Regions from separate parts of the Homo sapiens genome. Here region 1 is linked to region 2. A link is a contact called in ENCODE Hi-C data. All regions are on one chromosome and are shown on one strand. The core of a region is the stretch at or near the end of the contact, and the rest is flanking DNA. Distances in the headings are between cores, read along the strand shown. Region 1 holds the start of ZNF852 (zinc finger protein 852). Region 2 holds the start of TOPAZ1 (testis and ovary specific TOPAZ 1).

The links. A loop is a pair of places that touch in the nucleus more often than their neighbours do. Pooled maps may share reads with other maps.
Region 1: a pooled map shows a loop between it and region 2 (2.9-fold over the local background). The contact joins the promoter of ZNF852 here to the promoter of TOPAZ1 in region 2. A Hi-C loop is called at or near these places in 1 of 168 maps with a recorded cell type or tissue (K562) and 7 of 50 pooled maps.

Annotation. Positions count from the first base shown.
Region 1 is chr3:44,507,200-44,512,863 of GRCh38, forward strand. ZNF852 (zinc finger protein 852) reads right to left here and starts at 3,418. Exons shown (of 4, transcript NM_001423469.1): 1 at 3,354-3,418. RefSeq lists enhancers at 2,801-3,577, 3,578-4,354, 3,813-3,872 and silencers at 3,183-3,342, 3,353-3,412, 3,543-3,592.
Region 2 is chr3:44,239,044-44,244,541 of GRCh38, forward strand. It overlaps TOPAZ1 (testis and ovary specific TOPAZ 1), which reads left to right and starts at 2,843. Exons shown (of 20, transcript NM_001145030.2): 1 at 2,843-3,356; 2 at 3,810-5,498. The coding sequence starts at 3,011.

The DNA of each region.
Region 1 (5,664 bases), core at 2,168-4,667, 270 kb after region 2:
TAATGAAGCTATAGCTACTCCCCGGGTGGAGACTTTAGCATGGTAATGAGAAAAGTTCACTCAGGTTCATCTATAAGTTGCTGGGGTCTGTCAGGAGCTGGGGTTTTTTTTTGTTTTTGTTTTTGTTTTTTTGAGAGAGAGTCTCACTCTGTCGCCCAGGCTGGAGTGCAGTGGCGCAATCTCGGCTCACTGCAAGCTCTGCCTCCCAGGTTCACACTATTCTCCTGCCTCAGCCTCCTGAGTAGCTGAGACTACAGGCGCCTGCCACCACGCCCGGCTAATTTTTTTGTATTTTTAGTAGAGACAGGGTTTCACCGTGTTAGCAAGGATGGTCTCAATCTCCTGACCTTGTGATCCACCCGCCTCAGCCTCCCAAAGTGCTGGGATTACAGGTGTGAGCCACCACGCCCGGCCTGGGGCTGGTTTTAACTAACTAGGTGACTGCAATCCACACAGGGTTTAGGAAGAAACAGGCTGCAGGGCAGAAGGCTGTAAAACTGGCTGACTGCTCAAGTTGATTAAATTCCTATGATCCCTGGAGGCCCTCTCTGTCTACTTATAGCAGCAAGACCTTCTTTTAAAAAGAGCCCCAGAACCTGTAAAATTAACCTGTGCCAGCAGCTGTGCTTGCTTAGAGAGAAAAAGGCTAAATATCAGTAACCACAAAGGAGAACTTAGCTCAGCAGTGCTACCCAGGCCTGAATCCTTGCTTCATTACCATATTAAAATCTCCACCTAGAAGGGAGAAATACACTTGCTAGGCACATATAGTGCTGGGTACAAAAGAAACAATGAGACTGGCCAGGCGCGGTGGCTCACGTCTGTAATCCCAGCACTTTGGGAGGCCAAGGCGGGTGGATCACCTGAGGTCAGGAGTTCAAGACCCTCCTGACCAACATGGAGAAACCCCGTCTCTATTAAAAATACTAAATTAGCCAGGCATGTGGTACATGCCTGTAATCCCAGCTATTTGGGGGGCTGAGACAGGAGAACTGCTTGAACCTGGGAGGCGGAGGTTGCGGTGAGCCAAGATCAAGCCATTGCACTCCAGCCTGGGCAACAAGAGCAAAACTCCATCGCAAAAGAAAAAAAAAGAAAGAAAGAAAGAAAAAAGAATGAGACTGAGCACACTCCAGTTCTTCCCATAGGGCCCCACCTCTTTCCAGGATCTCTGCCCCACTACATGCCCTAAGAGACCTTAAAAATCCCTCTTCACCACACCCAGAGGAGGGTACTTTGAGCATGAGCTTTTCCTTCTCCATTCCTTCATCAACAAATAAAGTTTCTGCACTGCTTAACGAAACTTGGTCTCATTTTATTGGCATGAACACCACCAGGCAGGTAAAGGACCCACTGAAGTCAAACGACTTCCCTTGAGAGTTGGTAACAGTAGCATTACAAGTCAGTGGGAAAAATTAAACTAGTCAATGAATTGTGTTGGGACAATTGGCTAGGCAAATAAAAATAGTAAGTAAAATCACACAAAAAATAAAGAAACTTAAAAAACAAAGCTAAAAGGCTGGGTGCGGTGGCTCACGCCTGTAATCCCAGCTCTTTGGGAGGCCAAGGTGGGTGGATCACAAGGTCAGGAGTTCAAGACCAACCTAACCAAGATGGTGAAATCCCATCTCTACTTTAAAAAAAAAAAAAGCCAGATGTGGTGGCAGGCGCCTGTAATCTCAGATACTCGGGAGGCTGAGGCAGAGAATTGCTTGAACCCAGGAGGCAGAGGCTGCAGTGATCCAAGATTGTGCCACTGCACTCCAGCCTGGGTGACACAGAGTGAGACTCTGTCTCAAAAAAAAAAAAGAAAAAAACCATAAAGACTCTAAGAACCCTGGTGTAACCAAGAATTTCTTAAGACAACAAAATGAAAAGAGTGAATATATTTGAATACATCAATATGAAAAAAATCTCTGTCCAAAAGAAAAGCAAAAGAAAAAAACACCAAACACAAACCACTAATAGATGTGGAAATGTAATAGCCAACAGGAAGGATAGTTTGAAAGTCCACAGTAAAACTAAAAAGACATATTCCTTACGCTACAGGAATTTAACTTGTAAGAATCTGCCCTGAAAAACACTTGCACGGGTATTCAGACATTTACACAGGTATTTACTAAAATATTCTCTGTAATAACATAATACTGGATTTAACCTACTTGTCCATCAATATGGCTAAATAAAAGTAGCATTTTTATAGGATGAAATACCATACAGCACCTAAAAGGAACATACTAGATCCTTATGCATCACCATGACTGTTCCACTATTCACCAGGTGGCCAGGCTGTGCTGCCAAGATTAAAAGGCCATCCAAGGAAGGGATAGCACATGATTTGAGGTCGCTGAGGACAGATACCAACCACATCAGGCCCCAAGAGGTACAGCGTATACTTACAGCAAAAGGAGAAACAGGGAACAAGATCCAGCCTCCTGCAATGCAAAGAGCCCCCACACCCAGCAGATCCACTCCACAGCTATAGGGCTGGTGTGATGCACACACCCCACTTAGTAAGGAAGAAAGATCTCAATCCACCCTCCCCACTCCTATGGGGTGTGAAATACAGAAGGCTGAGAGAATGAATGAAGGCCACTGACTTAAGAGATTAAACACAACAAAGGAGTACACATGAAGCCTGAAACACTGAAAGACACAAGGCATTAAATGCAGCAGCACAGGCTGTGAGGGCTCTAACTCTGCAAGGAAATGTTCCAGGCTCAAGGTCACTCTTACATTCTTAACTTGGCAATGGGCTATTTAAAAAAAAAAAAAAGACATTAAAAACTGTCAATTCTTCTTGTCTCCCAGTTTAGATATTCCTTCTTTCATTAATTTAACAAACACCTTCTAGGAGCACCTACTATTTCCCATACACTAAGGTAACAGCAGTTAATAAAGCAAACAGAAAGCACTGCCCTGGCAAGGGGCTTATGGGAAGATAACCAATAAACAAATACATGCTATGTTAGACGGCGACAGGTGCCAGGAAGTGAAATAAGACAAGAAAAAGGGAGAAGTCTATGCCAGATGTTTTCAATGTCAGGAGACCTGGAGACTAAGATTTCCGGACGGTGGCTACTTTCACTTTTCTTCCACTTATCTAATTGTCTCTAATAAGTACGCTTTATTCGCATAATTGGGTGAAAAGATAAAGCCAGAAGAAACCGGGAATTTTCCAGATTCTCTGCCCCAGACGCCCGGGGGGCGAAGAGGTATGCCCTCGGCGCGGCCGGGCGGGATCCACGGCCAGACCCCCGCCCCGGGTGCAGCCTCCAGGCCCGGCCTCACCTGCCACTCTCGCACGCACAGCCGCCCCCGCTCCGCACCCCGCGCCCCGCCGGGCCGCTCACCGACTCCGCCGCCGAGAGACAATCATCCAAACGCCGCCACCGCAGCCGACCGCCCCGCGCCTACCTCCCAGCTTCCCCAGTTGCGCACGCGCGTCGCCTCCCCGGGCCCTCTGCGGCCTCTCTAGGAAACTGGGAGGGCCAACATCTCTGCTTCTCCCTGGGCCCAGGGCCGCTGGCGGCGGGCGGCGGGCGGCGGGCGGCGGGCGGCGGGCGGCGGGCGGCGGGGCTTGTCCAGCATCCTTCGCCTCCTTCCGCGGACACTTGTCTTCCACGCTCTGATGCCCAGGCGCGCTCCAGAACTCTATCGGCTTTGGCGTATTATCCTACATCCCTCCCATCGGTTCTGCACGGCTGCCCTGGAGGCCTCTTTTCCTTCAGGGAAGAAAGGGATCCAAAGCTAGCGGTGAAAATAGAGCCAGCGGCCTGGCGCGGTGGCTCACGCCTGTAATCCCAGAACTTTGGGAAGCCGAGGTGGGCGGATCACGAGGTCAGGAGATCGGTGGCTAACACGGTGAAACCCCGTGTCTACTAAAAATAAAAAAAAAGTAGCTGGGTGTGGTGGCGCGGCGCCTGTAATCGCAGCTACTTCGGCGGCTGAGGCAGGAGAATCGTTTGAACCTGGGAGGCGGAGGTTGCAGTGAGCCGAGATCGTGCCACTGCACTCCAGCCTGGGAGACAGAGCCAGACTCCGTCTCAAAAAACAAACAAACAAAAAAATAGGGCCAGCACATCCCCAAACATAAAACCCTTGAATGGAGAAATTCCCAAACAAGGCAATAAGCCCAGCACTGGCCGTGAGAGTTTATTATCCCCTTTTAAGTAAATGCTACAAGCCCTAGGCGCACTTTTGCAACTGTTCAAGGGTCATCAGGCTGCACATGACTGACCAAGACACTCAGTTGCCCACTTTGGATGGAGCTACAGCTTTGTGGGAAAAACAGATAATAGAAATTACACAAATACATCAATGTCAAGTGGTTACGAACACTGTTGAAATGTAACAGAGTTATTTAATTGACAGCGACTGATGATAATGCTTGTATTTTTTCTGGTACTTTTCTGTATACTTCCGGTAGCTCATAACACACTGGCTGCCATGCATTGATTTGAGTTGCCCAAGGAAATAGAGTCAGTAACTGGAATAGCCACTGAATCCAAATCTTTTGGTCTTTTCACTACTGTGCTTCATAAAAGCTCTCCCGTCCCACGTCCCTGTAGAGGGAGAGTTGGGGATAGCATGGCTCCTAGCTGAGATCCCAGAAGCTAGGGGTAGAAGGTTGTGGGCAGGATAGTGAGGAGGGCAAGATTCCAAGGAAAACTAAAATCCCTGCCCAGGAACGGTTACCACCTGGGAAAGCAGGAATGACCCAACGCATCAAGGCCCAGAGTGTACTCAAAGAACAACAGGTTAGGATGAGGGTCAAAACTCAGACCAGAAAGAGCATTAGCTGAGCTTGGTGGTGCACGCCTGTAGTCCTAGCTACTGTGGAGGCAGAGGCGGAAGGATCGCTTGGGCCGGGGAGGTCGAGGCTGCAGTGAGCTATGATTGGGGCAGTGTACTCCAGCTTGGGCGACAGAGCGAGACCCAAGGAAGGAAGGGAGGAAGGGAGGGAGGGAAGTGAGAAAGAGAGAAAAGGAATGAAAGAGAGAAGGAAGAAAGAGAGAGAACGAGAAAGAGCAGGCTGCTTCTTGGGCTACAACCTGGAGAGGCTGTGTAACATTATGAGTTGGAGAAGCAGGTACAAAATAGTAAAAACTTCTATAAAGTAGACTAACAGCATGTGGCAGAACAGTGGGTTTTTAAAGGTGGGAACAAGAGAACCAAACAATAGCAAAAATAGATTGATTAACATCAGGTTACTTTTCTTTTAAGGATTAAAGCAGAGGGGGCCTTCCTTATGCTGACTGGGGTTAACTGGGCCCTTTCTGAATGGTTGCTATGAATCTCCTGTTTGCAGGAAAAACTGGTCTGTTAGGGGATTCACATACTTCTATAAAATTTCAGTTTGATTATGTGGCATTTAGCATTAGGAATTCCTTCATTTATTTATTTATTTATTTTGAGACGGAGCCTCCCTCTGTCACCCAGGCTGGAGGGCAGTGGTGTGATCTCGGCTCACTGCAACCTCCGCCTCCCCTCCTGGGTTCAAGTGATTCTCCTGCCTCAGCCACCCAGTAATTGGGACCACAGACACAGGCCACCATCCCCAGCTAATTTTTGCATTTTTAGTAGAGCCAGGATTTGTCATGTCTGCCAGGCTGATCTCGAACTCCTGACCTCAGGTGATCTGCCCACCTCGGCCTCCCACAA
Region 2 (5,498 bases), core at 1,593-4,092:
TGTGATTCAGTTCCTTACATAAAATGTCATAGTATTTACATATAACCTACCCACATCCTTCTGTATACTTTAAATCATCTCTACATTACTTACAATACCTCATACAATGTAAATAATTGTTACATTGTTTTTTAATTTTGTATTTTTATTCTTTTTTTTTCCAAATATTTTTGTTATACAGTTGGTTGAATCTGCAGATGCAGAACCCACAGATAGGGAGGGACGACTGCACTTGATTTTGGAATTTCCTATGCTACTAAGTTCTTCTCATTCCTGTTCTACAAATTGTTTGACAGTTATGGGTCATAAAAGTTTCAAATTCCTGGGCCTATAACCAACTTTAACACCATCTGTCCTTAAAGTGGGCCGAAGGCAGTGGGTGCCTGCCAGTGGGCTCCAGGTTCAGACCAGAGGCCGGACTCTTGAATTTTTATCTTTATTTTACTAACATCCTAGTAGCAATGTTTATTTTGAAGGTAGTAAATGTCAGAATTCTATAGAGTCTACCTTTTAATATATATTGAGGCCAGGTCTGGTGGCTCACACCTATAATCCCTGCACTTTGGAAGGCTGAGGTGGGAGAATCACTGTAGGCCAGGAGTTCAAGGCCTGCTTGGGCAACATAGGGAGACTCTATCTCTATTAAAAAAAAAATGAGCTGGGTGTGGTGATGCACACCTGTAGTCCCAGCTACTCCTGAGGCTACGGTGGGAGCATCACTTGGGCCCAGGAGATCAAGGCTGCAGTGAGCTGTGTTCACACCACTGCACTCCTGCCTGGGTGACAGAGTGAGACTCTGACTCAGAGAGAGAGAGTGTGTGTGTGTGTGTGTGTGTGTGTGTGTGTGTGTGTGTGTGTTGAAGTTTTTACTTAACAAATCTATTTAATGTTTATAATCAACTAGGCATTATTCTAACTGCTTTACAAATATTGGCACATCTAATTCTCATGAGAACTCTGAGGACACACTATTTCATTTTACAGATGAGGAAAGTGATATATAAAGTGAGGCATAAAGTGAATGTGGAATGAGCCTGAAGTGCTTATGATAACTTTTTATAAATTCTGCTAGTCTTAAACTGATTTTCCTTTTACTAAGGGTACTTACAAAGAGAAAGAAACAAGGATAATTTCTGTATCTTTTACACCTCTTTTACTTAAGTTCTATTTTATAAAAGCTCCTCAGAATACTTGACCTGAGCTTCTCATCCAAACTGCCATATTAGTCACACTCTATGCATCATACCTACCATTCTTTAATGCATTGTATTCAAATTCACCAGGTCCTTCTTTAAACACACAGAAAGCAAAGATTAATGGAAGGTATCTGCACTTGGTTGGAAGGAAGCTACTAAGGGAGACACACAAGTAAATAGTTGAACTGTGTGTTCGCAGACAGGAAGGAACACTTTACCCCTCAAAGTGCAAGAACAGTTGCAGGAAGGCTTCCTTGATGGGTGATCCTTGCATGAATCTTGAAGGGGAAATATGTAGTTTACCAGGCAGACAAGCAAAGGAAGACTTTCCAGGACTGTCAGGTACAGAAGCACAAGCATAACAAAAGTATATGAAATCTGGGGAACTTCAGGTAGTAGTCCAACGTGGCTTATGGGCAGGCTATGTGTGGTGATAAGAGATAATTTTCAAAAAAGAGAAAATAATGGCTGTCATGGATGAACATGTATTAAAGATTATATTCTCCCATCAGGCAGATTTTATAAACATTGGTTCAAAGGGTAAGTCCAAACAACAAACATTCTAGACCAGGAATGAAGTGAATGTGGAAATGGAGGCAAAACTAGCTTCTTCCACAGTGAAAATGGGAAGTCAATTAAACTTCTATTGGACAGAATTTGGATTTCTATAGACCGTTATTTTGTGTTGCTATCGCTTATCTATAATTTACAGAGTTGTAAAATAACTCCCATAGAATCAGAATCAGATAATTCAGAAGGGTGACTTCTATGTAGTTTTCCATCAAAGCACAACTTTTACCCTACAGTGGCAGTAAGAGAAAACTAGTTAATTTTTCAGAGGCCACATCAGATAGGGTCACAGATACCACACCAGAGTTTGGATTTCTGTTAGTTTTAGTCTTTGAGCAAAAGAAGTTCATGAAGGGTCAAACTGAGAAGTGCTAGGATCTCCTGTCATCGGAGAGGCATGGCCTGGCAAGGAGGTGGACGTTTGACTGGAATAGCTCAAGGATGGATTCAGAGGCTTGATGCAGTAGGTCAGTCAAGAAAGTCTGAGGGCCAGAGCCACGGTAATGGCAAACGGGAGAGTGGCTGACAAACAAAATACAGTCAAGTAGATCTAGTGAAAGTGGATGTGAGGGATGAAGTAGAAAGAAGGTTGTCTCTGATGGTTTCTAGGTTTCTGGCTTAAACAATTAGGCGCATGGTGGCGCATCCACCTATGTGAAAGGAGCAAGCTTGTGAGGAGCGATGAGCTGGTTTGCCCATCTGAGTGTGAGGTGCCTGTGGAATATGGAATATCCGGGTGAATATATCAGGAAGACAGTTAGACAGGGGCTTCTAGGAGACTTGGTGTGGAGTTACAAGCCACTGACAGTGGCCTTTGCGAGCAGCCAAGGCGCGAAGAGCAGCAGCTGGGAGAATGAGCCCTGAACGGTTCCAGGAAGCTCAGCCTAGTGGAAGGGCCAACGGAGGCCTGTTATGTGATGAGCCCCACTACAGTCCCTCGCAATGCAATCGGGCGCGGCCACTGCCTCCCTCGGAGCTCCGCGAGAGGCCCTCCAAAAAGACGCTGGCACGGAACTCGCGGCTCTCCTGCCCGTTGGATCCCGAAGCACCAGTCGGGGCCCCAGACACGAGGCCCCACTTCCGCTTACGCGCCCCACTTCCGCTTCCGGCCCCGGGCTGTGGTGACTGGCGGTGTGGGGTGGGTCAGAGGGCAGTAGGTACCTCCAGGCGGGAGCAGCGTTTGCACCGCGGTGGGTTCCTGCGAGCTGGTGCAGAGGGGCCCCAGCGGGCCGGCCCCGGGGCACATGCGACGACCTCCACCCCTGGGCCCCACGACGGCCTCAGGGCCTGAAGGCAATGTGCGAAACCTGCAGAAGCGGCAGGCGCCAGGGCCAGGCGCGGCGGGAGGCTGTGGCCCTGAGGCCGGGGGGTGCCGGGAAAATAAGCAAAAGAGGAGAATGGTGGCCCGGGCCACCCCTGGGAGAGGCGAGGTGGAAAGTGATAAGTCGGTTGCAGCATCAGGGGCTGGAAAGGCCGCAAGGCGTCAGGTGGAGGGGCGCAGGGGCCCGGTGAGCCCGTCAGACTCGTCAGACCCGCGAGGCCTAGAAGCAGCAAAGGAGGCTGAACTCCCCTTGCAAACGGAAAGACACAGTAAGAAAGCATCCACGATCACTTACCTTTAGCCCTTGTACCTCAGCGTGCTCCATCTTTGTTTTACCACTAGTCTTTAACTTGAACCTGCATGGTTATTTCTGATGCACATAGTTGACCAGGAGATGGGAAAAATGGATTTCCTTAAAAGGGGTGTTCCCTGTTAGGAATCCTTGGTCAGAATTATGATAGGAGGAATTCCTACTTGTGGTCCATTTTGGCTAGTATGAGATGACGATGTTATAAGGGTTATTCAGTTGCCTTAGAATTTATACAGGTTTATATGTAATTCCTTAACAGAAATTAAGGCTTTCATTTAAAAACAAATGTGTATTTACATACAGCTGTTCAGGGAAATAAAAATGATAGCCTCACAATTTTTAATTTCAATGATAATTGCATTTTCCTCCTCAATATAAAATCTTTTCTGATATATTTTGTTGTTTTGATCAGCCAAGGAAAAAAGAAAAGTTACTGAAGCCTCAAGTGATGATCCACAGCCAGGGCTTGACTTGGTAAGAAAGGAATCATTAACCAGTTCGGAATCTTTCCAAACAGTGGAATGCTTGCAGTCTTTGGGTAAGGAAAGTATAATAGAAGGTATTAAAAGAAGAATTCGAAATAAAAAACTTAAAAGCTTAGAAAACCCACCTCTCAAAATAACCGAAAATGAGGCTACACAAAATATTAAGGTTGAATTCCAAGATGAACTGTACAAGAATACTCCAAAATATTCTTGTAATATCTTGTCACCTGAAGTAGAAAATAATTCCGTTTTAAAATTACGTGATTGCAATTGTTTCCCCCATTCCAAGGGTTGTAATGATGAAAACAACCTGCCATATAAACCTGATGGTGGATGTATGCATGTAGCAGAAAATTTCTCAAAGAAAGAAAACCTTAGGAGTCTTGCAGAGAAGAGTGACACAAATAGTATTCCTCAGCTCTTACAAACAGAAGAAAATGTAATGGGAGTAAATAAGTTACTACCAGAAGAGAGTGATTTATACCAAAGTAAAACCAATGGCTTGCTTTCCTGCCTTCAACATGAAAAAAATAAATATTCAATAGAGGAGAGCAGTGTTGGGCGAAAACCCAGGAAAAGGATGAAGTTGTCTGAAAAAGCAGATGAAACAGTTACTGAGATGAACTTCTCTAATGAGTATAACAAGTCTGAGTTGATGTTGCAAGAAAATCAAATGATTGCTGATGGTAAAGAAGCAGAGACTAAAAGTCCTTTAAATGTTTTGAGAAAAGTAAGCCATAATACAGTCTCTTTGATGGATCATTTATTAAGTGTCCCAGAAACAGTAGAAAAAGAAACAAGTTCTGAACATCATGTAAATGCTGTGTTTCAGAAAACCATTGAACCACTTTTGAAAGAAGAAACAGAGAATGCTTCAGAGCCGTTAGGTTATGAAAGCATGGCATCGAAAGAGGATTTTAAATCGATGAAAAGCTTCATAGGGAAATCACCTAATGAGTACCATATTGAAAGGAGATCTTCACGGGAAGACTTAAGAAGTGCATCTGAAGAATTGAAGTTAAGCTGTCAGAGAACAATACCTATGACTGGTAAAAGAACTTGGCCCTATTATTCATGTGCTAGAATATCTGCCTGGTGTTGGAAAAAGGCTTCCTTGCCAGAATCAAGTTACTTTCTTCGTGGGTCTCAGGAAAGTTGTAGGCAAGTTGATGTCCCTAAACACCAAACAAACCAGACCCATTTAACTGACTCCAAATTATTATTACAAAGTTCCTTAACAGAAACAAACACTGAATCTTCAAGTAAAGAAAAATTAGATTCTAATTCTAATTGTTTGTCTTCAGTTTCTGCAGTAGAACCTACTTTAATGGTTATAAAGGAACCTATAATCAAGGATGATAAAAAGATAAAATCAGAGGAACTGAGCAGAAGAGGGTCAGAGGTAATTTCTAACACTACTGAAGATACTCAATTAACCAGTGAGACTCAAAGCTTAACGGGAAATAAAAAAAAAGCTAGAGGAAATTTAACGAAACTTAATTTGACAGCGACTTCCAAAGATGGTCAGGAAGCAAATAACTCTGCAGGCAAAACTATTCATCGAAAAGCATGCATTGCTCAACAAACATTTATAGTTCCAGACTTGGTTAAAATAT